2 separate regions of the Homo sapiens genome follow, and region 1 is linked to region 2. Evidence: chromatin loops called from intact Hi-C (ENCODE). Cell type or tissue: ascending aorta. All regions are shown on one strand. Links, peaks and the distances in the headings refer to the core of each region. The heading gives the core; the rest is flanking DNA. Region 1 holds the start of LOC105371019 (a long non-coding RNA gene). Region 2 has its middle 18 kb from the start of LINC03080.

Region 1 (11,968 bases), core at 2,670-10,669, 50 kb after region 2:
TCATTAACTGAAAATGTCTCTCATCTCTGCCCCCCACATCCCAGCCCAAGAAGGGCTGTTCACCTTGCTGGGGGACAGGGAACTGCTCTTGGGTCATTTGTGAATCCTTCTCTACACTATGGTGTGTGGTGAAAACCCCATGCTTGTCCTCTAAGATTATTGTATTTAAAAGAAATGTATGCGAATTTAGGAAACCCTTTCCTCTCTTAATGGCCCGGCTCTTGCAGTTGAAATCTTGGCTTTCAGTCCTCCTGTTCTTGAGTTTATTTAAGTATCTGAAGCTCAGCATCCTGTCTTCATTCCCACTTTCCATTTCTCCTTCATTCCAGCTACTGCTCATGAAGATAATGGAAACTGTGGCTAAGTAGGTGGAAATCACAAATAAGGAGTGAAAAAAGAAAGCACATTAATATAATTCAAGGTATTAATCTGAACACATTTACTTTGATGTTAACTATGAATGACTTATTCCCTCCTCCAAAAATAAAAAAAAAAGAAGAAGAAAGAAATCGTGTATTCCTGCACTCAGCTCCAACTTGGCTCCTACTTGGCCCTCCTACATTTGCTGAGCCTCTGGACTTTCCAAGCCTTAGGCTCTCAGATCCCTTTTGTGGCGCCTGCTTGACTGTCAACTCTATGTCTGGCATTGCCTGGTGTCATGAAAAGATTTTCTCTGGTATCCAGCTCCACAGGACCTATCACTCCTGGGCACGGAAGGGGCAGGATACAAACCCTGCGGGCAGGAACTCCTAGGAAATCCTCCAGATCGATTTCTTGATAATTCAGATGAGCCTAACTAAGTTTGGATTTTGAGCTTGGTGACAGCCACCTCCAATATGGCCATCTGTAGTCCCACCTCCTAGTATCAATGCTTTGTGTGGTCCCCTTCTACATCGGATCAGGGTTGGCCCACGTGACCGATGGAGTAAGGTCGAGTGATGGTACGGCTATAAAAGACATTGTGGCTTCTGCCCTTGTCGCTCTCAAATCACTAGCACTGGAGAAGCTGGCTGCCATGTTGTGAGGACACTCAGGCAGCCCCATGGAGAGGTCTATGCAGCAAGGAGCTGAGGCCTCCTGCCACAAGCCATGTGGGTGAACCATCTTGGAGCAAACCCAGACTTACAGTCGCAGGCTAATGTGGCAGACAGGACTCATCCATCTAGCCCCATCAGCTCAGAGCTGAGCAAGTAGAGGCCTAGAGAGGTCAAATGATCCATCACCACCACACATCTGGTCAATGTCCAAGCCACACCTTGCCTTCCAGTCCCATTTTAGATAAACTGATTGATCTTCAGCTCAGAGTAGCTTCTTGCGATGGGTGTGGTGGCTCACGCCTATAATCCCAGCATATTGGGAGGCCTAGGCAGGCGGATAACTTGAGGTCAGGAGTTTGAGACCAGCCTAGCCAACATGGTGAAACCCCATATCTACTAAAAATAGAAAAATTAACTGGGTGTGGTGGCACATGCCTGTGGTCCCAGCTACTCAGGAGGCAGAGGCACAAGAATTGCTTGAACCTGGGAAGCAGAGGTTGCAGTGAGCCAAGATCGCACCACTGCACTCCAGCCTGGGCAACGGAGTGAGGATCTGTTGAGACAGATCAAAAAAAAAAAAAAAAAAAAAAAAAGGGAGGGTGGCTTCTTGGATTTCACCATTCGTGTTTCCTGTGCGCTGGCTTCTCCATCCTGTGGCGCCTGGTCATTAGCAGAGTCTAGGACATCCTATTGCAGTAGGCAGGGAGCTGGAGTGGGGTAGGGCAGGCTGATGGGCATCCTGGGCTGAGATAATGTGTCTAAAGACACAGCAGTGTGAACATGGGTGGCATTTTTGGAGAGGGGTGAGTTGTCTACTGCAAAGGAAGGCAGGGGCCATACAGAAGAGCACCTTCACTATGGCATAAAGTGACACTTCCTGGAGCTCCTGAGACAGCCAAGGGCAGGTGTCAAAGTTCCTGCCTCGAGTTCAAAACAGGACAGTGTCTGTCCTCGAAGGTGGAGGGCCCCAAACAACAAACACCCATGGGAGGGTGTGTGTTATTAGCCTGAGTATTGTGCAAGGTAACATGCCGTCAAAGCAGGCAGGGTTTGGTCAGTCCCATTCATGCTTGATCAGGGGAGATGTTTCCAGAAAATATAAAGCTGGAGGGTGCAGAAGAGAGTCCCTGCAATAGCAGATCTGGGGCTAGCCCTGATGACCAAGAATGCTGACCTTTTCGGCAAACTTTCTCAGCAGGCTCTCAACAACCTCTGCACCTGAGCTTCCCAAAACAGGCTGAAGCAGCAAAGGCAGATGGAATGTATTGATTCCTTTGGTTTTGTTTCATCTTGTTTTCATTCACTGCAGTAATCTTCTTCCCAGGAAAGCAGAGGATTTCCTGGAATAAGGATCCTAGCCCTTCTCTATAACCTGCATATGGGTATCACTTTTCAAGGCCAATTTACAGACATATGTTTCTTGCCAGTAAGTTCAAAGATGTAACCACATCAAGTGCAGAAAGCCTGGTTCTTAAAGAGAAGGATAAAGCCGAGTTGGAAGACGGTGGGTTTTCTAGCCCCAATCTCCACCTTGTTCCAAAACCTATGGTAACCCCAAGAGGTGAGGAAGGTTGAAATTTTTCAGGCTTATACAGGCAAATAACTTACTTAATTTTTTTGATTGAATTTAGTGCAGCTCCTAACCCCTTATTTACATTCAGTCACTATCAAAATTTTCTCACTGTCCTTTAAGTAAAAATGGAATCAGTTATGGATTTTTTTTATTCCTCTTTCCTCTCTTTCTCACCAGGTGTTAAACTTGAGTGAGGTGTATTCCGGGTTGGGAGGCACCGTGTGTCTGCAACCCAGACAGTCAATGTTCATTGGCCCCAGGACATTGACACCTACCCAGCTACCCCCTGTATCTGTGGCCTCTCCACTCTCCAGTTGCCAGACCTAAGCAGGTGCCCCGTGTTCTCTTTATCCCACTACCAAGGCTCTGCAGCCTGCTCTCAGGCACACCTGTCCTCTCTACATGGCATGGAAACGTTGGCTGCGCCACCCTGGGAAACTGGGGGCTCTGGGAAACCACGTGTGGCCCATCCGCTGGGGCCCCTCCATGCTTCTGGTGCCACGGCACACGTGGGCTTCTCAAGAGACTTGCTGCCCCTTTGTCCCTCCCCTTCACCTTCAATTTACTTGAAGAAACCAAAGCCTGGGCTTTGTAAAGAGTATTGTCACTGCCATGTGTTTAAAGAAATCCATTCGGAAATTCAGATGGCTTTCCCTCCCTTTCTTTGGGTAGAGGCTGCCGGCCAACAAGGAAAATAAGATACAGAAACCTTGAGAATGGGCTTCAAGTAGAGGGAAATGCCGTTTGCAACAAGTTCTTAGTAGCAAGCAACAGACACCTATTTTGGCTAATTTCAGTGAAAGGGAGTCTCGTGAAAGGCTATGGGGCAGCTCCGAATCATTTTAGAGGACACACAGGCACAGAGCTGATCTTTGAGGAACCATGAGTCAAATCACACCACAGAACAGGGCTGATGGGGAAACCCTGCCACCACCTCTGAGCACCCACACCTCGCCCACCCCAGGAGCTGTGCCTGGCTGCCACTGCTCCTGCGGCCACCACTGTCCCTTCCCTCCTGAGTCACCAGCTCTGAGTCTGGTGTTGGCACCTTCACCTGGCTGGGAAGCCCCACTCTTTGAGCCCCAGCTGCAAGGCAGGCTGGAAAAAGGAAGTATCTGACCATCACTTACCTTTCAGAGAGGTGGTTTTGCTCTTCACAAAGACTCAAAAAATAAAAAAAAAAAGAGTGAGAGACGCAATTCTCCACATAAATATCAAGATCATGCTTCAGGTGCTGGGAAACCAAAGCTCATAACAAGGGCCTCCTTTCACACAAGAAACACACTGGGGCTGGCCTGAGAAGGTTCTCTGAGAGCCTCCAAGGTGCTCCACCCAAGGACACAAACCAAGCAGCATGGAGAGGCTGAGGGACACAGAGATTCTGCCTCCAGGAAGAGGAGCAGAGGCCTGACAAAGACCAAGGAGCTGGGAGAGAACTCATGAGAGGGCCGAGAACCACAAGGAAAGCCCCTCCACTGTGGAGGAGCCTGGGGTGAGGCACCAAGGAGGGGAGCCCCTCCCCTGAGGACTGCGTTTATCCAGCTTGAAGATGGGACTGAGCTGAAGGAAAGCCCACCGTGGCTAGAAGTACTTGAGCCGTCAACAGTAAAGCTACTCACTGTGGGCGGCACCAGCCCTCCCTCCCATTGCTAGGAGTGCAACACTGGGATGAAACCAGATTCTGTGGAAAATCGGTCAGGGCCAGGAGGAGAGGGAAGAACTCAACGCTTGGATGTGGATGTCGGAGCCCCCCTCCCATCCATCTGCTTGGGGGGAGGAGGGGTGGGAAGGGCAAGGCCGAATCGGGGTAAAGGCCCCAGGTGGGCAAATAAGGCAGCTCCCCATTGGTCCACATGTTGACCTTTTGTTTGTGGCCTTTTGCCCACAAGGACAGTATTTCCACTTAAAGGTCACCTCCCCCAGGCAGCAATCATTACTGTTTTGCAGCCTGTTGGGAAAGTCAGATGTAAGCCATCAGATAACAAAGAAAAAACACGACAAGAAGAGAAACAAATATTTCAGGGCACTGCTCTTGTCATTCCTCACCCCTGAATGCACCGATCACCCTGGCCAGCAGAGATGGCTCCCGCCTCCTTGTTCAGCTCTTACGGTCACGGGGTTTGCCTTCCTCGCTGATGCCACCAGCATCCTTTGGCTGGAAACAAAACAGCCCCATCAATTCAGATTGTTCTTAGGAGCTTTCAGAGGAGATATTGGTTGCATTTAACACACAGTCGGGGCCAAAATAAAGGCTGGGTAGGTGCCCGGGTTATTCAGCGGGAAATGACATCCTGCTCAGGTACACAAATGTCATGCTCCCCAAGCCCTGACACAGGCAAACCGTCTCACAGCCTTCCTTCCCCAGGACTCCAGATTTTCCAACCGATGGTTCTCTTCTTGCCTTCAGACACAACCTGTCCCGTTTGGGAAGGCCAAGACAGGAGACCACAGTGGCAGGGAGCAAACAGGAAACATGAGAGTGGTATCACTGACCTAATCTTTTCCTTTGCAGAAACAATCTCAATTAAAATGCATCACTTCAGAAACCCTATGAAGGACCCGCTCTGTGAATTCTTTCGAAGGTCATCTTAATAATCCAAACCAGTTGCCCAACCAGGAAAGAATTATTCTCTAACATAATTGAAAACACCCACAGGCAGGTGCTTATTGCTTGTGAAAATGAAGACTCATGCATCATTGGAGCCTTAGTTCCAGAGAAGGTGGGATGTGCACGGATCTGTTCTTTTGACAAAGCAGCATGAGGAAAAAGACTCTGTGGCCATTGCCCCTAAAAATAAAGGTATCCTGCCAAGCTTCTCACTGGCATCCTCAGCTTCCCCTTTCTGAGGCTGAGATGAGGTTTCCTTGGCCTCCTCACCCCCACCACCATAGAGCAGAGAGGCCCAAAGTCTGTTCTCAAAATCACTCACATTCAAATGTGAGTAACTGACATCAGCCAAATTGGGAACCAGAGTCAAATCTGAAACTCAAAGGAAAAAGCTTCCAGATAAACTTCAGAGATCTTCACTGTGGGGAGATGGGGGGGACCAACTAGATGGAGTAGGGGATCTTTATGGCCACTGTTTCTCTGAAGGGACAGAAGGACCAGGCTCACTAGGTCTGGGTGGAAACCCTAGCTCTGAAAGTTCCTTCTTACATGGCTTTGAGATGATTACTCGGGGTGGTTCTGAGCTTACTTATTGCATCATAAAAAGGAGAGACCCATGCGGACTTCTCAGGGCGAGGATGAAGTGGGATGCTATTTGTGAAGGTGTTTGGCCCATCAAGGTGTCCATAGGACTAAAGACCCTACGCAGAAACACTCGTGGCCAGGACCGGGCTCCTCCAGGCTGTGGTCAGAGCGGGCCAGGTTCTAGTGGAAAACTCTGCCTCAGTCAAGGGCTGCTCAGGGGTTGGTGCTCTCAGTAGAAAGCCAGTCTCTGGTACGTGACTGGCACAACCTACAGGGGCTTCCAGAACCCGTCACAGCAGTGTGCCTGGCCTGCAGGGTACCTGAGCATTGCTCTCTTAACCTAGCATTTATTCATCAACCTCCTGGAGCTCCTCCTGGAGGCCTGGCTTCAGAATGAGTCATATTGCCCGACACCACACTCTTTTGTTTAGAATTGATACAGGACATGGGGTTCCTGTGAAATTAGCTTGAAATTAATTTAGCCACAATAGCTTATTGTTAGATTTAATTGTAAATGAAACAATTCACCAGGGACGTTTCACTTTGTAAACAAGCACCTCAGAGTCAGCAGGGAATTTGGGTATTTTTTTTCCTACTCTCTAGTCGCTGCATAGGTTTTTACAAAATTTGTGGCCAAGCATAAAAAGCATTTTGGACACGGCTTTGGAGGGACAGCCCACTGCCATTCGTCACCCTCTTAGGTGCCCTGGCACTGGGTAGGAGCAGTCTGCTTTCACGCAGCCTGCTGGGCACAGGAAGGTGCTCTTTGCTGCAGTCAATACATTGTCCAAAAATCACCCTGACTCCATTCCAGAATCCCCAGTGCTCCTGCAGAAGCATCAGTGCTGCTCATATTAAAGAGTCCAAAAAACAGGGTCTGGGCAGTCCAGGCTATGGTTTCCTTCAGAAGCCCTGAAGCCAGTGTTTCTTAGAACATGATGCCACACCACCGTTGGAACATACAGTTATTATCAACATATAGTTCTCATGTTAATGGTTACATGTTCATTTTAAGATGTATTAAAACAAAAATCATTCCTCAAAACTGTGATTTCATGGCAATACACATAAGTTTACATTAAAAGGCAGGTCAGCCAGGGACAGTGGCTCATGCCTGTAATCCCAGCACTTCGGGAGACTGAAGTAGGCAATTGCTTGAGCCCAGGAATTTGAGATCAGCCTGGTCAACACGGCAAAACCCTGTCTTTACAAAAAATACAAAAATTAGCTGTGCATGGTAGTGCATGCCTCCCAGCTACTTGGGAAGCTGAGGCAGGAGAATCATCTGAGTCTGGGAAGTGGAAACTGCAGTGAACTGTGATTGTGTCACTGCACGCCAGCCTGGGTGACAGAGGACACCCTGTCTCAAAAAGGAAAAAAAAAAAAAAAAAAAAGGTAGGTCAATATGAAGAAGAGTAATTTAAAATTAAAAAAAATTAAAAAGTAAATTATATGCAACTTAAAACCAGGAGATATCATCTTACACCAGTCAGAATGGCTGTAAAAAGACAAAAAAACACAGATGTTGGTGAGGACGCAGAAAAAAGGGAATGTGTATGTACCATTGGTGGAAATGTAAATTAATACAAACACTATCCAAAGGAAAATAAATCATTATATCAAAAAGTGGCCAGGCATGGTAGCTCATGCCTGTAATCCCAGCACTTTGGGAGGCTTAGGCGGGCAGATTGCTTGAGGTCAGGAGTTCAAGGCCAGCCTGGCCAACATGGTGAAACCTCATCTGTACTAAAAATACAAAAATGAGCCGGCTATGGTGGTAGGTGCCAGTAATCCCAGCTACTTGAGAGGCTGAGGCAGGAGAATTGCTTGCACCTGGGAGGTGGAGGTTGCAGTGAGCCGAGATTGCACCACTGCACTCCAGTCTGGGCAACAGAGAGGGACTTCATCTCAAAAAAAAAAAAAATTACCTGTATTTGTATGTTCATTGCAGCACTGTATAGAATCAACCTAAGTGTCCATCAACAGATGATTGGATAACGAAAATGTGGCATATATATACAATGGAATACTATTCAGCCATGAAAAAGAAGGAAATCATGTCTTTTGAAATAACATGAATGGAACTGGAGGCCTGTCTTAAATGAAACACTCAGATAAAGAAAGACAAACACCACATGTTCTCACTTATGAGTAGGAGCTAAATCATGTGTACACACAGACGTATGGTATGGAATGATAGACAATGAATATTTGGAAGAGGGGGTTTGGTGTGAAGGGGGTGGATAATGAGAAATTGCCTAATGGATACAGTCTACGTTATTCAGGCAATGGATACTCCAAAAGCCCTGAGTTTACCACTCTGTAATTATCCAGGTATTAGGTTGGTGCAAAAGTAATTGTGGTTAAAAGTAATGAGAAAACCTCAATTACTCTTGCATCAACCTATAACAAAATTACATGTATACCCCATACATTTTACAAATAAATTTTTTTGAAAAATAAAAGCTTAATAATTAAAAAAAGATGACATGTGGCAAAAATCATGACTGAAGTTTTCTAAATAACACCATAAGCCTAGCTTCTTGGAAAGTGGTCATCAGAGAGATCAGGGACATTACCTGAGAGCTTGTTATGATTTTGGAATTTCCAGCCCCGCCCCAGACTTTCTCAGTCAGCATCTGGATTTTAGGCAGGTCCCTAGGGGATTAAGCATGCATTTTAGAGTTTGAGAAGAGTAGCCTAAGAAAACCTGGGGAGCAGCGTCCCGTGGTACTGCTGACATTGCTAGGTACATCAAATACATCTAGCTGAATCCCCTCTGGCACAATTGGGTGAAGTTTTGGCCAGCAGACACAATTATTTTGAATATCTGTGGCCCCTCCTTCACTCTCACAGCAAGATGTTTTTTTCCCACTGTGTGCGACTCCGGGCCGCCTCAGTGACCTTGCTTTGCTTGCACAGAAACATGGGCTCAGCTGGCCGTAGAGTAGGCAAAAAAGCCCAGAGCATAGGACAGTCTGGGATGGCCCGGGACGACTTCCCAGTGCACACGGCTGAGCCTAAAAAGAATGCCGCAAAGACTACGTGGAGGCCGCCAGCTGCAGGGGCCAGAAGATAAGAGTGTTAATTTAGCTTGGCTGGCATCCAGAAAGCTGAGCAAAGCTAGGCCTCCAAGCTCAGGGTAAAAATAAATAAATAAAAATAAGTAGGCAGATGTTTATGCTCGCTTCGTAACACTAGCTAGCATGTATCTGGTACATCCTATGTGCCTTGTAGCAGCTCCAGAAAAGGCATCGTTGTTCTCTGTCTCGCACTGAAATCCCCAAAGGTTAGCGTTGTCACCCCATCTCACAGTGAGGGCCATGTGGCTCCAGTGGTGTTCTGCTTGTGGTCACCCAGCCCTCCTCTAAGCCCCACCACTTTCTGCTGAGAGCTGGCTTTAGGCAGGAAATGGAAACAGGCTGGTCTTTTTCAAGGCTGCGGCATAACCAAAGCCCTAGTGGATTCTGCATGGAAAGAACTCTCGGTATCCTAATAAGGTTTCAGAACAGAAAGGAGTGTCTTCATCACTCTTGTCTTTGCCAGCCCCATCCCATCAATCTTCTCTGTACTTTGACGCAGACACGATGGACTGTTATCCACGTGGCAAACTTGGAAGCACCTTGAAAGAGAGTCTAAGTAAGTTGCCAAGACGCCCGTCTGAAGGCCGGGTGCCTCTATGACAAATAGCCTGAGCAGCTGCACCTCGCCGAGGTGCCAAACGGATGAAACGGGGTCACTTTGAGAAACTGCACACGATGTGCCTGATGCACGGTAGGTGCTCAGTACGTGGGCAGTTCCTTCCCCGTCCCCTACTCCCTCTGAATGTGGCTGACCACTGTGGACCATTTCCTCCACTCACCCCACAAAGAACTAAAGAGATGAAGTCAGCCTTTGTTCAAACAGGAATGAATTCTGCCGCTGGCAAGGCAGTTGGAACACTCTCCTTTATAATGCCGATTCTCCAACATTTTAAACCTATGTCCCATTTTGATCAATGTAAACATTGTGTGCCCTTCTTCAATATTATTTGAAATTTCAAATAAAAATAAATATTGTGATTCAAAGCAAAGGAAATGAATCATATAATTTAATACACTTTATGCAACTGTCCTCACCCTGCAAGATCCTGATATGACCATCCAGCAAGGACAGCCTGGCTGCTCTCAGTTGAGTCCTTATAGATCAAGCCATTGCCGGAACATGACGAAAACACGTGGACAGCAAAACGGAACGCTATAGCATTTGAACAGCACTCTGATCGCCCTGTCCCTGGTAAAGATTTTGCCTCTCCTACCCCACAGATAGGGGCATAGACAAAGCTGGGCCAATCATAGTACCTCACCTACCCCTGGATGCAGTGATGGGCCCAGGAGGTGGGCACATGACCAAATCTGGGCCAATCATAGTACCACACCTGCCTCTGATGCAGTGATTGGCTCAGGGGATGGGCACACGACCAAATCTGGGCCAATTCTAGTACCACACCTGCCCCTCATGTAGTAATTGGCTCAGAGGGTGGGCACATGACCAGATCTGGGCCAATCCTAGTACCACACCTGCCCCTGGTGCAGTCATTGGCCCAGGGGTGGGCACGTGGCCTAACCCTACAAGGACTTTTCCTATGGTAGGGGTGGAGGAATGTGGTCTCTCATCTCTGGTCTGGAAACTGGAAAGGGGAGCGGGAGATCCTAAAGCCCAGGCATGCTGTCTCCTGCCTCATGGAGGAGTGGTTTGAGACAGTGAAGCCCACTCAGAAAGAAAGGCCGAGATGAGAGGTAGAGAGCAGCCAAAGACGCCCCACTTACCCCATGGCAGGTACCCAACTCCCCACCCCACAGTTTGGCTTCAGGAGGTATCATTCTCTTATTTTAGCTAAATATTGTCCAGTTAAGGTTCTCTCCCACATCTCCAATCAAGAGTGGCCTAACTAAAACAAGGGGCGTGGGAGAGAGGATTCCACAATATCCCTGGACACGGAGGCACGGTCTCTCATTGCCACTTAGTTCGCACAGACCTTTCGCTGCACAGACGTGGCTTTCTTCCTCTGTCTGCATCTGCCGGTTCCTCTCAGTTTTTCTGCACCTCCCCAGATTATCTTCTTCTTCACCGCGTCCTTTTGTCCACCTAGGCCTCTGACTCTTACCTTCTTTTGGCTGTTGGTTCACACTTCCTGTAATATTTTTTCCCCTGGGAAATCAAGGTGCCCACATGCCCCTGCTCTTGGGGTTCTGCGCATGCTCCCTGGCTCTATGCTCTTGAGATGCTGGCCTGGCTGGACCTGGCTGGTCTGCCCCATCCACACACTCTAGCCAGATGCGCCTGGGGGTGGGAGGGTGGTGGGACTAAAGCCACAGCAGACTTGAGAAATACACACAGGAAGCAGCCCATTTCCTCAGAAGTTGCCCAAACTTCTGCGATACAATTTTAGCATCTGGCCAACCAAGCAAGTTGGGCCTGATACATTTATAAAATTGTTTGTTAAAGAAATCATATTCCAGAGTCCCATCTGTGATCTTTTATTTTCTGTTTGGTGTTGCACATGTTTGGGAAAAGAAGTCAATAAAAACCATCACAATTTAATTTTAATTCCCACAAATACAAGAGACCGCAGCAAGTGACATGATAGAAATCCAGAAGGTTCAGATGACAAATGCAAACTCATGTGAATGGCTGTAATGTCAACTCTGTGGTCCGCGAGCCAAGGTTTCTAGTCCCATCTAGTTACATCAGGTCAGCAAAGTTCCTCAATTTCTCTTAGCGTCTCTTTCCTCATCTGTAAAATAGAGGATACTAAGACTTTCTCTGTGAATTCAAGATGAAGTAAGTCACTAATACCACTGCTGCTCTGGCCCTAGAGTAGCCTACACCTTGTATATTTGCATAAGGAGTAGATTAGGGATGCAGTACCACAGCTGTATGTCAATTTCCAAATCTAAGTGGAGGCCAGGCACGGTGGCTCACACCTGTAATCCTAGCACTCTAGGAGGCTGAGGTGGACAGATCACTTGAGGTCAGGAGTCCAAGCCTGGCCAACATGGTGAAACCCCGAAATTCCATCCCTACTAAAAATACAAAAATTAGCCGGCTGTGGTGGTGCGCACCTGTAGTCCCATCTACTGTGGAGGTGAGGCAGGAGAATCACTTGAACCCAGGAGGCGGAGG
Region 2 (12,242 bases), core at 3,559-11,558:
CCCTCCCTGGCCCTAAATGAAAACCCTTCCTCTGGGCCCGCGGGACAGTGAAGGGAGGCATCAGGTCTCCAAGCAGGTTTACCCTCCACTCTGACCTGCGGCTCCTCGTCCCTGAAGCTCAGGAGAAGCCTCTAAATTGCAATCCATCTCCCCCAGAGATGGATTTTCCTGCCCCTCCCTGTACATCCCATTGCTCTGGGGTCAAGCTGGCATGCTTGCAGAGACAGAGGAAGGGGAGGCACGGGGGCGGGGGGCGGGGTTAGCGCAGTGCCTGGACACGCCCACTGCCCCGAGGAGGCCCCGCCCACAATCTCCGGGCCAGCCTGCAGGGAGGACCCGCAATCTTAGAGCCAGGTGCCACGCGCTTTCCCCATCACTCTTCCCCCACGTTAACCTCCGTCCACCCGCTGTGCTGCACTCCCCAGCGCGGGGCCTATGGAGGCTGCCAGCTTCCTGCGGCCCCCACACCTGTTTTTGCTGCAGCTGCGTGCAGGCCTCTGGGGGTCTGCCAGGGCTTTCGGGAGGTCCACGTGGATGTCTCTATCCTCGCCCAGTGAAGGAAGCCTCCTCACACTCTGCCTGAGCACCTGTCCTTTGGCTTTGATCTTCGTCCAGACCCAAAGCCCCACATATTGTCTTTCATATTATTCGGTGGGGGGAGAGGGGTGACTGTGGGAGGGGAGAAAGAGAGAACGGAGAGAACAGTTGTCTGCACCTGGGTCATGGTCTGCAGCATCAGATAAGGGGTAAAAGACACCCAGATAATCCACACTCCCCACCCAGCTTGGGGCCTAGAGAAGCAGAGGCAGGGAGGCCTCATGGACGGTGTCTCTGCTAGTCTCCTCTGGCTGCCCTAACAACACGCCACAACACACCACAACACACCACAGACCCGGTCGCTTAAACAACAGAAGCATGTTTTCTTAGGATTCTGGCAGCTGGAAGTTTGAGATAGAGATGTTGGCAGGCTTGGTTTCTTCTGAGGCCCCTCACTTTGCTCTGTAGACCGCCACCTTCTTCCTGTGTCCTCACATTATCTTTCCTTTGTGTCCAAATGTCCTCTTCTTCTAAGCACACCAAGTCAGGCTGGATTCGTAACCCCCAATGACCTCATTTTAATTTAATTACCTGTCTCCAAATATGGTGACATTTGGAAGTACAGGGAGTTATGACTTCAACAAGAACTTTGAAAAAGGACGCAGTTCAGCCCATAACAGTCTCCCAGGGACCCCACAATTCCTCCAGGGTTTGCCAACCTCCAAGGCAGAACCTGAACCCCTTTCCTGGGGAGTTCCCCCGTCTAGGTGGAGAAGCAGCAGTGAAGGAGGCAGTCATGTGTCCAGGTGCAGGGAAAGCCTCTTGTTCTCCGAGCCGGGAGATCCTGGAAATAATTGTGAAAGGCCGTCTGATCCAGGTGCCGGTTCCAGTGGGGCATCAGGGAATCTTTCAAGTTAACCTGTTTTTTTGTTTTTTGAGACAGAGTCTTGCTCTGTCGCCCAGGCTGGAGGGCAATGGTGCGATCTCGGCTCACTGCAACCTCCGCCTCTCAGGTTCAAGTGATTCTTCTGCCTCTGCCTCCCAAGTAGCTGTGTGCAGCACCACGCCCAGCTAATTCTTTTTTTGTATTTTTAGTAGAGATAGGGTTTCACTTTGTTAGCCAGGCTGGTCTCGAATTCCTGACTTCAGGTGATCCACCCGCCTCGGCCTCCCAGAGTGCTGGGATTACAGGCGTGATTAACCTTCTTCAGTTGAGCATTTGAGGAGGCCTCCCCTAGAGAAGCACACACCCAACCTGATGCTATGAGGCAGGTTTCCTTATCCCCACTTTACAGAATAGAAAAGTGAGGCATGGAGTCACCCAAGAATCAGGAGAGCCAGGATTTGAACCCAAATTGTCTAGTCCTGGAGCTCAGGCTTGGACTTGAAGAACTTGAAGAAAACGTGAATTTAAAAAAATATATATCAAAGTGGAAAAAGCTTTTTAAAACATAACACGCAACCAGAAGCATCAAACCAGATACATTTAACATCATTCACAGAAACCGCTTCATGTCCTATAATAACAATAATAATGGCCACCGCCACAACTCAGACAAAAGACAAAAGAAGTGCCAGGGAAAACCACTTGTAATATACAATAATTTCCATTTTCTTTAATATACAACGAGCTCTTCCAATCAATAAGAAAAAGTACAACAACCCAAAGGAAAAATGGGGTGGGAGGCAGGGAGAAAAGCTGTGAGCAGACAGTTCACAGAAGAAATAGAATTGGCTATGAATCATTTCTACGTGCAAAGTCACCCAAGGACACTCATAGTTAAAGAAATGCAAATCAAAATGCTGACTCTCCATTTTCACCTGTCAGATTGGCAAAATGGAAGAGACTCACAATTCTAGTACTGATGAAAGAACGGCAAAAGGGAATTTTTTTCTATATTTTGGGAGAAAATATAAATTGATGGAGCCTGTTTTAGGGCTATCTAGGTTCTGGCAAAATTGGCACTGCAAACACCATTCCACCCGGCAATGCGTTTACTAGGCGTTATCTACCCCAGAAACAGACTCACAGGAATGCTTACGGCACCAGCCTTTGAGAGAGTAACCATCTAGAAACAGCCTAAATGCCATGGATGGGGCAATGGCTGAATGAATTATGCCCCTCTTCCCCTGGAAAGGAATTCTACACAGGTATAAAAAAGAATGAGGTTGGCCATGCGTGGCAGCTCACGCCTGTAATCCCAGCACTTTGGGAGGCCGAGGCGAGTGGATCATCTGAAGTTAGGAATTTGAAACCAGCCTGGCCAACATAGTGAAACCCCATCTCTACTAAAAATACAAAAAAAAAATTAGCTGGGCGTGGTGGTGCATAACTGTAGTCCCAGCTACCTGGGAGGCAGAGGCAGGAGAATCACTTGAACCTAGGAGGCGGAGGTTGCAGTGAGCCAAGATCGCACCATTGCACTCCAGCCTGGGCAACACAGCAAGACTCCGTCTCAAAACAAAACAAAACAAAACAAAGCAAAACAAAAAAAAGCAGAATGAGGTTGATACCTAAGTTCTGGAGTTGGCAAAAGGTGGGTGGATCTAAGATCTATTTATTAGGTGAAAGTGTGGAGCGCTGAGCAGTGTGGTGCTGGGAGTGATCCCATCTGTGTGAGAACGTGAATAAAGGAAGGTACCTCCAGGCAACGGCCCTGGGAGTAAGAAGTTTGCCTTCTGTGGTCTCCACTCTGTATCGTAGGGTTCTCAGACTCTGGTGCCTCAGGGTCCCCTGGAGGTCTTGTTCAAACACAGTCTGCTGGGCCCACCCCCAGGGTGTCTGATTCAGCAGGTCTGGCGGTGAGTGGTGAGGTGGGGAGGAGGCAGAATCTGCATTTCCAGCAAGTTCCCAGGCAAGGCTGCAGCCGCTGCTGCTGCTCCAGGAGCCCCACTTTGAGAAGCCCTACCGTAGTGTTCACATTTGGGCACCATGTGCAAGTATCGGTTTTATAGTATTTTTTAAATAATAATTTATGAAAATGATCCCTGGGCCAGACTCTTCTCCACCCACGCCAGTGGTTTGTTGTCTTCACCTTGTCGGTCGGGAAACCACTCCCTGTGTCTAAGCCCCGTCTCTCTGGCTTCGTTCCAACCACCGCCTCTCCGCAGTGAGGTCAGCTACTCACAGGAAGGATAAGCCACGCTTAGAACAAAGCTCCCACCCACTGGAAGACAATGACCAGACCCCCGCCCCTTGAGCCTTCTGTCTAAGAGCAGAGCTCCAAACCCTTATTTTCGGCACTAGAGCAGCCCTTTCCTGGTTGCATAATCACAAGCCTCAGCCTCAGCTTCCCGCTCCTTCCCCCTAAGCTAGAGGATGTGCAAAAGGAACGCTGACACCTGTGTCTGTGGAAAGGTTATGACTTCCCTGTGACGAGCCAGAAAGCTCAGAGCCCGACTTGCAGGAGCCTGTGCACCCAGAGACTTGCCATTATAAAACCAAGAATGAAACTGTGCATTGGGAGGAGAGGACGTTGGAGTCCTCCTTCAGAAGGCCGGTTCTGTCTCATGAACCCCGTTTGAACCTCTTGGCTGTGAAGGTGAAGGCAGGGTCTTGGGACAACCTCCAGGTCACCCCAGGAGGAGGCCCCAGCAGTGGGGCTCTGATCACTGTGGCAACCCAAATTCCCTGCTCAGAGGTTCTAGACACTCTCTGCCCTCCTTGCCCCTAAATAAGTGGAATTGAGTCATGCCCACGGTCCTCTCCCATCCAGCACCCCTATGAAGCTGGTGGCCACCATGCAGAGCCCAGAGAGGGACATCTCACCCTCAGTGTCCTGAAAATCATGTAGTAACACAATGCCTTGGAGCACATACCTGCTGAGTGGAGTGGCAGTGTCCCTTGGCCACCCGGTCCCTTCTCATGCACCTCACAGCCTCACAGAGGGGCTGCTCCCAGCCCCCTCCCGACCTGCCTCCAGCAACCCACCTCCCCCTTTCCTCCTCCTCTCTCCTTCTGCCCAGGGAAGCAGTGACCCATCTCCCCTCTGTCCATCCTTCACATGCTCCCTCCATTTCTGCTTTCAAAAGAGGGAGAAAACATTTTGATTATGAAGCATTTCCAGGGCTGTTTAGGTTTGCCATTGCTAGGTCTTTTGTTTGCCTTTCCTCCTAGCCTCCACCTGGGTTGAGGCAACATTATTATCTCCTCTGTACAGGTGAAGAAATGCTAATTGAGAAAGGCCACGAGACGGCCAAGTTCAGACACCCATGCGGCCTGGAGCAGGGCAGAGGCCCTGCCACCTAATCGCAGGGCCTGGCGGTGTGCGGGACACAGAGACATCGGACCCTCGTTCCAGAGCCAGTGACTGCTGGAGGGAGACACGAGCGCCCCGTGGTAGCAACAGAATTGAAGAGGGTGAGAGTGCAAATCCTACCTGGTCAGAGGCAAATCCTACCTAGGTCTGAATTGAGGGATGATGAGGAAGAAGGGAGGTGGGCAATGGTTGAGTCAGGGCTTCATCCTCTGTACTTCTACCAGCCTTTTAACCCTTCAGTTGTTCTCACAATCGTATCCTCACTTGATTCCTAGAAGCACCACGGGTAGTCGGGAATGTCAGGGGAACCATGGCTCTTGGGCACAGAGACGCATCCCAGGTCACACTGCTTGGCTGTGATGACTTCAGTGAGCTCTTTCTAGCCAGGGGATATGTTATAGGCTTTGTGAGTCCAGTGTCGAGAAGCAGGAGGCCCTGTTCTGCCCGGTGGCCATCTGGGAGTGGGGTCACTGTGACCCTGCTGTGTGTGGCCAAGGTGGCAAGGAGCATCGAGTCCACTGAGACCAGACAGGAGCCCACTCCGCTCCTGCCCCGCCTCCACCTCCCACCTCACCACCTGGTTTTTGTTCCAGGCAGCCACATTTCTCAGCTTTCCCCCAAGCTGAGACCTGGAGGGGATCCAGTTTGACCAGTGAGTTGCACGTGGCAGGGTGCCGGGACGCCTGGGGAAGTGTGGTGTTCCAGACACAGCCACCGCCCTGTCTCCTCGCTGCTTCCTGCCTGAATGCAGAAGCGGAGTCCGGCTGGGGGTGGCCATCTGGCGACTCTGAGGACAGAGTCTATGCTTGGGATGGCAGAGCCGGATGCTCAAAGGAGCCTGGATCCCCAGCACTTCCTCATGTGGCTCCACCAGCCCTGCCTGCTTCTGGACTTGCTCTATAAGAAAACGAAACTCCTGTCAGGTTCAGTGGCTGTGGTCGGCTGTGGTCAGGGGCAGCTGAACAGAACTTGAAGTCTCAAAGGTCATGAAGCCCATCAGAAAACAGGAGCTCCCTGGCGCCTGCAGCCTCTTGGTCTCAGATCCAGCTCCTGGGACCTCAGGGCCTGCCCCTTCTCCTGCCTTGCACCCCAAAGCCTGCCTGGGACCCACAGCCCCCTCCCTGCGGCTGCTGGGAGCTGCGAGTGGCACCCACGCACTCTGGGCCTGGTCTTTCGGCCACGACACTCGCCACCTCTGCTGGGCAGTCTCAGTAAGTATTACTCCTTCCACGCAGGCCAACTGTAGGTGGCCGGAGGACAGTCGAGCAGTTCCTTCTGTCTGTCCTGCCATCCACAGCGGCCAGTCTTGCCCAGATCCATGTGGTCTCAGGACTGTGCTGAGGGGTCCAGGGAGGCTGCTGTTTTCCCCAAGTTACGCACAAAGCAACCATAGGTGAAGGGGCTTGCTGGGGGCCTGTGGCTGGTGAGTGGTAGAGATGGAAGCAGAACCTCATTCAGATGTCCCTGTTCTGTGGCTCTCAAAGGGAAGATCCCTGAGCACACATCAGAATCACCCAGGACATTGCTCACGATGCACACTCCCCAGCCCCACTCCAGGCCTACCAAACTGGGATGTCTGGGGAAGATTCCCAGGAATCTGCATGGTTGGGCACCCCCCTCACAGCCCAGGCATGATTCTGGTGCACACCGAAGACCAAGCACCTCTCTTGAGCTGAGCTCTCTCCCCAGGCATGATTCCGGTGCACGCCGAAGACAAGCACCTCTCTTGAGCTGAGCTGTCTCCCCAGGCATGAGGGTCAGACCTGCAAGGTGTCAAGTGCAAGCCTCCATCTCATGGTTCGTGGTTCCAGGTGATGACCCTGAGCCCAGCACCCCAGAACACAGAAGCACTTTCAGCCTGCAAAACAGCCAAAAATCCTGATGCCCAGGCTAAAACCTAGACCAGAGAAATCTGAATCTGTAGGGGTGAGACCCAGGCACGGGCACTTTTAAAAGTTCCCCTAGTGATTCCAAGGCCAGAGCTGCCTGTCCCCAGGCTGCGTAGGGGAGAAAGATGCTTCTTCCTGGGGGAAGGTGGTGGGGTGAGGCTATTAAACACACAACTAGGCCCCACCCCAGAGTTTCCCATCCAGCAGGTCTTGGGAGGGCCCAAGAATTTGCACTTCTATCAAGTTCCCAGGTGGTGCTGGTGCTGCCGGACTGGGAGCCACACTCTGAGAACCCCTGGAGAAGGAAGCAGGAGTGGAGGAAGAACTGAGGGTGGTTACATGTGGTCCTTGTTAAGGGGCAGGTGACTTGCTCCACTGAGCAGGGCCCACCTGTCCTGTTTTCTTAGGTGCTATGGATTCTCCAAATGCACCTGCTGAGGATGGGAATGTGCCTCTCCTAACATCACTGAAGCCATATAGATAAAGAATTGTGACCTTCCATCCAGGGCCCCGGGGATGGCAGGGCAGAGTGTGCGCTGCACAAATCCGGAAGCCACCATTCACCTCCCCTGCACTGTGGCCCTCCCTGGCATTGCCAAGCCTAACACATTTCCCACTGAAAGCACAGCATGTGGCTGTGGAAAGTTTCCTGTGGCACCTCAGAAATTCTGCACCCACATTTGCTTTCATTTGTCTCCTTTCTGCCCCTCCTCATTTCTGTTGGAGCTCCATCCCCCTGGAGGGTTTAGGATGGGATGGATCTGGCTGGCTTGGTACGGGGGCCTCTGCCCTACCCAGGACCCACCAGAAGCGAGCCTCCATCCTGGAACCAGGCGCTCGGCCTGGCTGACCCAGCTAATCCGGGCATGGGCAGCTCAGCCAGGTCAGGAGCATATGGCCTCCCTCCTTTGCCACTTCGTGCTGCTGATTAGGCCTCCTCCACAAGGAGATAAACCTGCTGGAGGAATTTGTTTTCTCTGGCAGCCCACACTCTGTCCAACAGAACTGCAGGCTGACTCACTGGCGCTGGTTTCCTCTGAGCCCCCGCCCATGCACGGCCTGTCCGGGCTTCTCCCTTTCAGGAGGCACTTCCTGGCTTGACCTACGTGTCCTGGGAGTTTCTGTCTTGTGATTCGGGCCCAGCTGCCACCACATTCCTTCCGTGACACTTGGCTGGAGTGGGTGGGCAGCCGTGAGCGGGCTGGGGAATCTTATCAGAAGGTGTTCCGTCTGGGGCCTGAGCACAGAGAGAACTCGCCAGCCCAGGAGCTCGGCTGGCAGGAGTGGAGGGCCCCCAGGGGAGGCCCCTCTCCGCAGGGAGAGAGGGCAGGTGGGCAGGGCCCGTGGGGGAGAACACACCCAACCCACCAGTGGGGAGTGAGGCCTTGCCAGGTATGAAACCGTTGGGGAAAGAATGTCCAAACCAGCTGGTGCCTCCCTCATTTCTATCTCCAGACCAGCCCTCTCCCCTGAAATCTGGGGTCATAAATCCAACTGCCTCCCTGACAAGCCTGCACTCCTGATTTCTACCCCCAAAAGCTATGTACGCCTCCCAACATCTCAGCAACTCCATCGTTTCTTAGCTCAAGCCAAAAATCATGATGCTATCCTTGACTCCAAGCCTTCGGCACATTCTACTTGCCTTTTTTTTTTTTTTTTTTTTTTTTTTTTTGGTACACATGAGTTTGACTGGATGACTGACTGAAATGTCACCAGCAACTCTCCACAGGGCCAGATGGGCACTGTGAGAAGCCCTCCCTCCCTTTTACTTTCTCCCCCAGGGCAGAGAGAGGAATCTGCCCTTAGGCTTACTTCCCTGGGAGGAGAGCATCATCCTCCAACCTCTCCCACCAAAGTGAGGTCCCCATGAGGTCACTGATGGTCCTGAGTTGGGACTGAAGGCTGGCAATATTCTTCTCCAAGCCCTGCACTTGAGACAAAGCCTGGAAAAGCCCCTGGCTGGGCTAGCTCACAGGCTTCCTGAGAACTGCTACTCAGAGAGCTGTGCTCTAGCTGGGAGGATCACCTTCTTGCAGGTCATGCCCCATATTTTGCTTGGTCCTTGGATGAGAGGAGGGAGAAACAGAGGGGACGAGGCATGGACCAGATCCCTTGGCAGTAGCTAAACCTTGGGAGCTGCCACCAGCTGCAATTACTTGCTTCTGCCTTTAATTTCATGTTGAGAAGCCACGGGTGATGGAAAAAGAAATTGGTCCCCATGGGCAGAACGCTTTTTCGATATGCATTTATTAGCAAAGCTTCTGAAGGTGTCGTAAGCTGAACGTGAGGCAGCTGCCTCTAGAAGTGAGATTCACATGCAGGGTGGAAATGGTAGATGGGAGATCTGGAGGAGAGACACTTTGGAGAAAAAACTTCTGTTTGCAAGGGACCGTTATTTTAAAGTTCAGAACATTTTTGCAACTATCCCCCTACCCGCCCCCCGGCAACCTCCTGGCTTGTCCCTTATTTCAAATCTATTGTTGCTCTCTAAGGGCCCATCCGAGCTGATGTTCTTGCTGATGTTCTTCTTCGAATCAGTGAACCAAGGAATTTTAGTACAGGTGCACCTCGTTTCGCATAATTGATATGTGTCTGAAAAATGATGTGTTAATTAGCTTTGTTATAAATTAAATGCTGTTTTAAATGCAACAAGATGGTTTGCATTTTAAGATAATCTGATGGCAAATTCATTATTTTCAAAGGCTCTTATAGCCAGTTATACTCCGGTTCATGGCTCCTTCCCCAAGCAGCCTCAGAAACGTCGCTGGGATGGATTATGATTCATATCATCACAGACATCCACAAATAGAGAGAAACTCAGATATTTTCACCGTGGTTTCCAAATGCTTTCTCTTTTTTCAGCCATGGAACTAATGTTTCAAATGAAATCTGGCTCAGAGCTGAGTGAATGGGACAGGGGAGAGGGAGGCCTCTCCTGCTGAATTAGTGTGGAGAACCCAAATCCCCACCTGCCTGACACCCGTGTAGCTCCCTATGCTCCCTCATGAAGTCCCCAGCACCCACTGGAATGCCCAATTTGAAAAGCACTGCTCTCAAAGCGTCATAAGCATTTTCTCTTATCAGCAGTTCTACCTCTAAGACTCTAGATCCTCCCACTGGAGCACAGATGTTCGTCACAGCTTCATTTTTGACAGCAAGTATTATAGAGGAAAACAGTTTAGCTCCTGCCACTGCACCGTCAATGGAGAATACACGGAGAGCCCGGACTTAGGAATAACGAGGCATCCCTCCCTGTCTCCCACAGGGGTGGAATCAGTGGAGCCTAGTGGGGAGGTAGAATTGCCACTCTGGGCTAGTAGGAACAAGGATCTTCCCACCCCCGCCCCCCTCCCCAGGCATTAATAAAGGACAAGTAGAGAACATGAACTTCTACTTCCACCTGGCAGTAACAAGACAGCACAGTGTCTCCACTTTTGCTGCTGGAGCAATCTCAGAAGAAACCAACTGGAACAGAAGGTTTAAATAGAATCCAGAATTTCACAACATAATACCCCAAATGTCCAGGTTTCAGTCAAAAATCACTTGTCTTATTGAGAACCAGCAAAACCTCGATTTGAATGAAAAAGACAATCAATATATACCAATACTGAGATGATGAAATGTTAGAATATGATAAGCAAATATGATAAATATGCTTCAAAAAGCAATTACAAACACACCTGAAACAAGTGAAAAATAGAAAATCTAGGCAAAGAAATAGAAGATAAAAAGAAGAACCAAATGAGAAATTTAAAACTGAAAAATACAGTAACTGAAATTAAAAACTCAATGATGGGCTTAACAGTAGAATGGACTGAGAAAAGTATCCACAAACTCGAAGATAGAACGACAGATATTACCCAGTTTGAACAAAGAGAACATAGACAGAAGAGTAAGAAGAAGGAGGAGAAGGAGAAGAGTAGTAGTAGAAGAACAAGAGAGTTTCAGGGATATGTGGGATGATTAAAAAATTCTAACATTTATTGTCATCAGAGTTCCAGAAGAAGAGGAGAATGAGGGCTGAAAAAGTACTCAAAGAAATAATGGCTGAAAACTTCCTAAATTTGTCAAAAGACATAAATTTACTGATTCAAGAAACTGAGTGACCCTCAAACAAAATAAATTCAAAGAAATTTATCCCAAGAAACATCATGGTAAAATTTAATGTGAAACTTTCACATTATAGTGAAAACCAAAGACAAATGAAAAATATTGAAAGCAGCAAGAGAGAAATGACACCTTACCTGGAGGAGAAACAATTCAAATGACACTGGGTTTCTCATTAAAAACCAAGGGAGCCAAAAAGAAATGTCACTGCATTTCCTAAGAGCTGAAAGAAAAGAAACCTCAGGCTGGGTATGGTGGCTCATCCCTGTAATCCCAGCACTTTGAGGAGGCTGAGGTAGGCAGATCACTTGAGGTCAGGAGTTCAAGGCCAGTGTGACCAACATGGTGAAACCCCATCTCTACTAAAAATACAAAAATTAGCCAGGCATGGTGATGGGTGCTGGTAATTTCAGCTACTCAGGAGGCTGAGGCAGGAGAATCGCTTGAAACCAGGAGGCAGAAGTTGCAGTGAGCCGAGATCATGCCACTGCACTCCAGCCTGGATGACAGAGTGAGACTCTGTCTCAAAAAAAAAAAAAAAAAAAAGAAAGAAAAGAAAAGAAAAGAAATCTCAGCCCAGAATTCTATATGCCATGAAAATATCCTTCAGGAATGAAAGAGGAAATCAAGACATCACAGATGAAGGGAAACTAAGATAATTTGTCACCAGAGACCTAAAAGAATGGAAGTTCTCTAAACAGAAAGACAATGATAAAAGAAGCCATCTTGGAGCATTAGGAACAAGAAGGAACAATGGAAAGGGCAAAAATATAGACAAATACATTTTCCTTCTCCTCTGGAGATTTCTGAATTGTTTCATGATTGAAGCAAAAATTATAGCACTGTTTGATGAGTTTCTAAATGTATATAGAGGAAATATTTAAGACATATTATAAATAAGAAAGGGTAGAGGAATATAAAGGGAGGTGTGCTCCTACACTTCACTTGCACTGGTAAAATGTCAACACCAGTAGACTGTGATAAGTTATATAGATATAATGGGCTGGATGTGGTGGCTCATGCCTGTAATCCCAGCACTTTGGGAGGCCGAGGCAGTTGGATCACTTGAGGTCAGGAGTTTGAGACCAGCCTGGCCAACATGGTGAAACCCCGTCTCTACTAAAAATACAAAAATTGGCTGGGTGTGGTGGCGGGGGGGCCTGTTATTGCAGCTACTTGGGAGGCTGAGGCAGGAGAATTGCTTGAACCCAGGAGGTGGAAGTTGCAGTGAGCTGAGATCTCACCATTGCACTCCAGTCTGGGCAACAAAGTGAGACTCTGTCTGAAAAAAAAAAAAGTTATATAGATATAATGTAATACCTAGAGCAACCAGTTAAAATGCCACACAAAGAGAGACACTCCAAAACACTATCAATAAATCAAAATGGAATCCAAAAAAAAATGTCCCAGTAACCACAGGAATACAGGAAAAAGGAAATAGAGAAATGAA

Evidence for each region. Hi-C counts contacts between places; a loop is a spot of excess contacts. Peaks named below come from ENCODE experiments on the same cell type or tissue, not always from the same donor. Only the 100,000 strongest peaks of a DNase experiment are listed, where the experiment ranks them.
Region 1: it touches region 2 in a loop (2.4-fold over the local background); 24 of 110 quality-filtered maps call a loop at or near these places.

Annotation. Positions count from the first base shown.
Region 1 is chr15:99,498,761-99,510,728 of GRCh38, forward strand. It overlaps LOC105371019 (a long non-coding RNA gene), which reads right to left and starts at 11,123. Exons shown (of 3, transcript XR_001751710.2): 1 at 10,821-11,123; 2 at 4,657-4,765; 3 at 1-360. RefSeq lists enhancers at 3,227-3,386, 3,417-3,506, 3,557-3,626, 3,907-4,156, 5,807-5,936 and 1 more and a silencer at 10,172-10,391. In ascending aorta, for the core only: a CTCF peak has its summit at 6,164 (motif pointing left); a DNase peak (open chromatin) is centred at 9,461; H3K4me3 peaks cover 1,393 bases; H3K27ac peaks cover 2,675 bases.
Region 2 is chr15:99,447,388-99,459,629 of GRCh38, forward strand. No RefSeq gene overlaps it. Among named protein-coding and RNA genes, the nearest start is that of LINC03080, 18 kb to the left of the region's middle. RefSeq lists an enhancer at 5,541-5,850. In ascending aorta, for the core only: no CTCF peak of the experiment used is centred there; DNase peaks (open chromatin) are centred at 3,704, 5,524, 7,744, 8,494 and 4 weaker places; H3K4me3 peaks cover 1,583 bases; H3K27ac peaks cover 5,436 bases.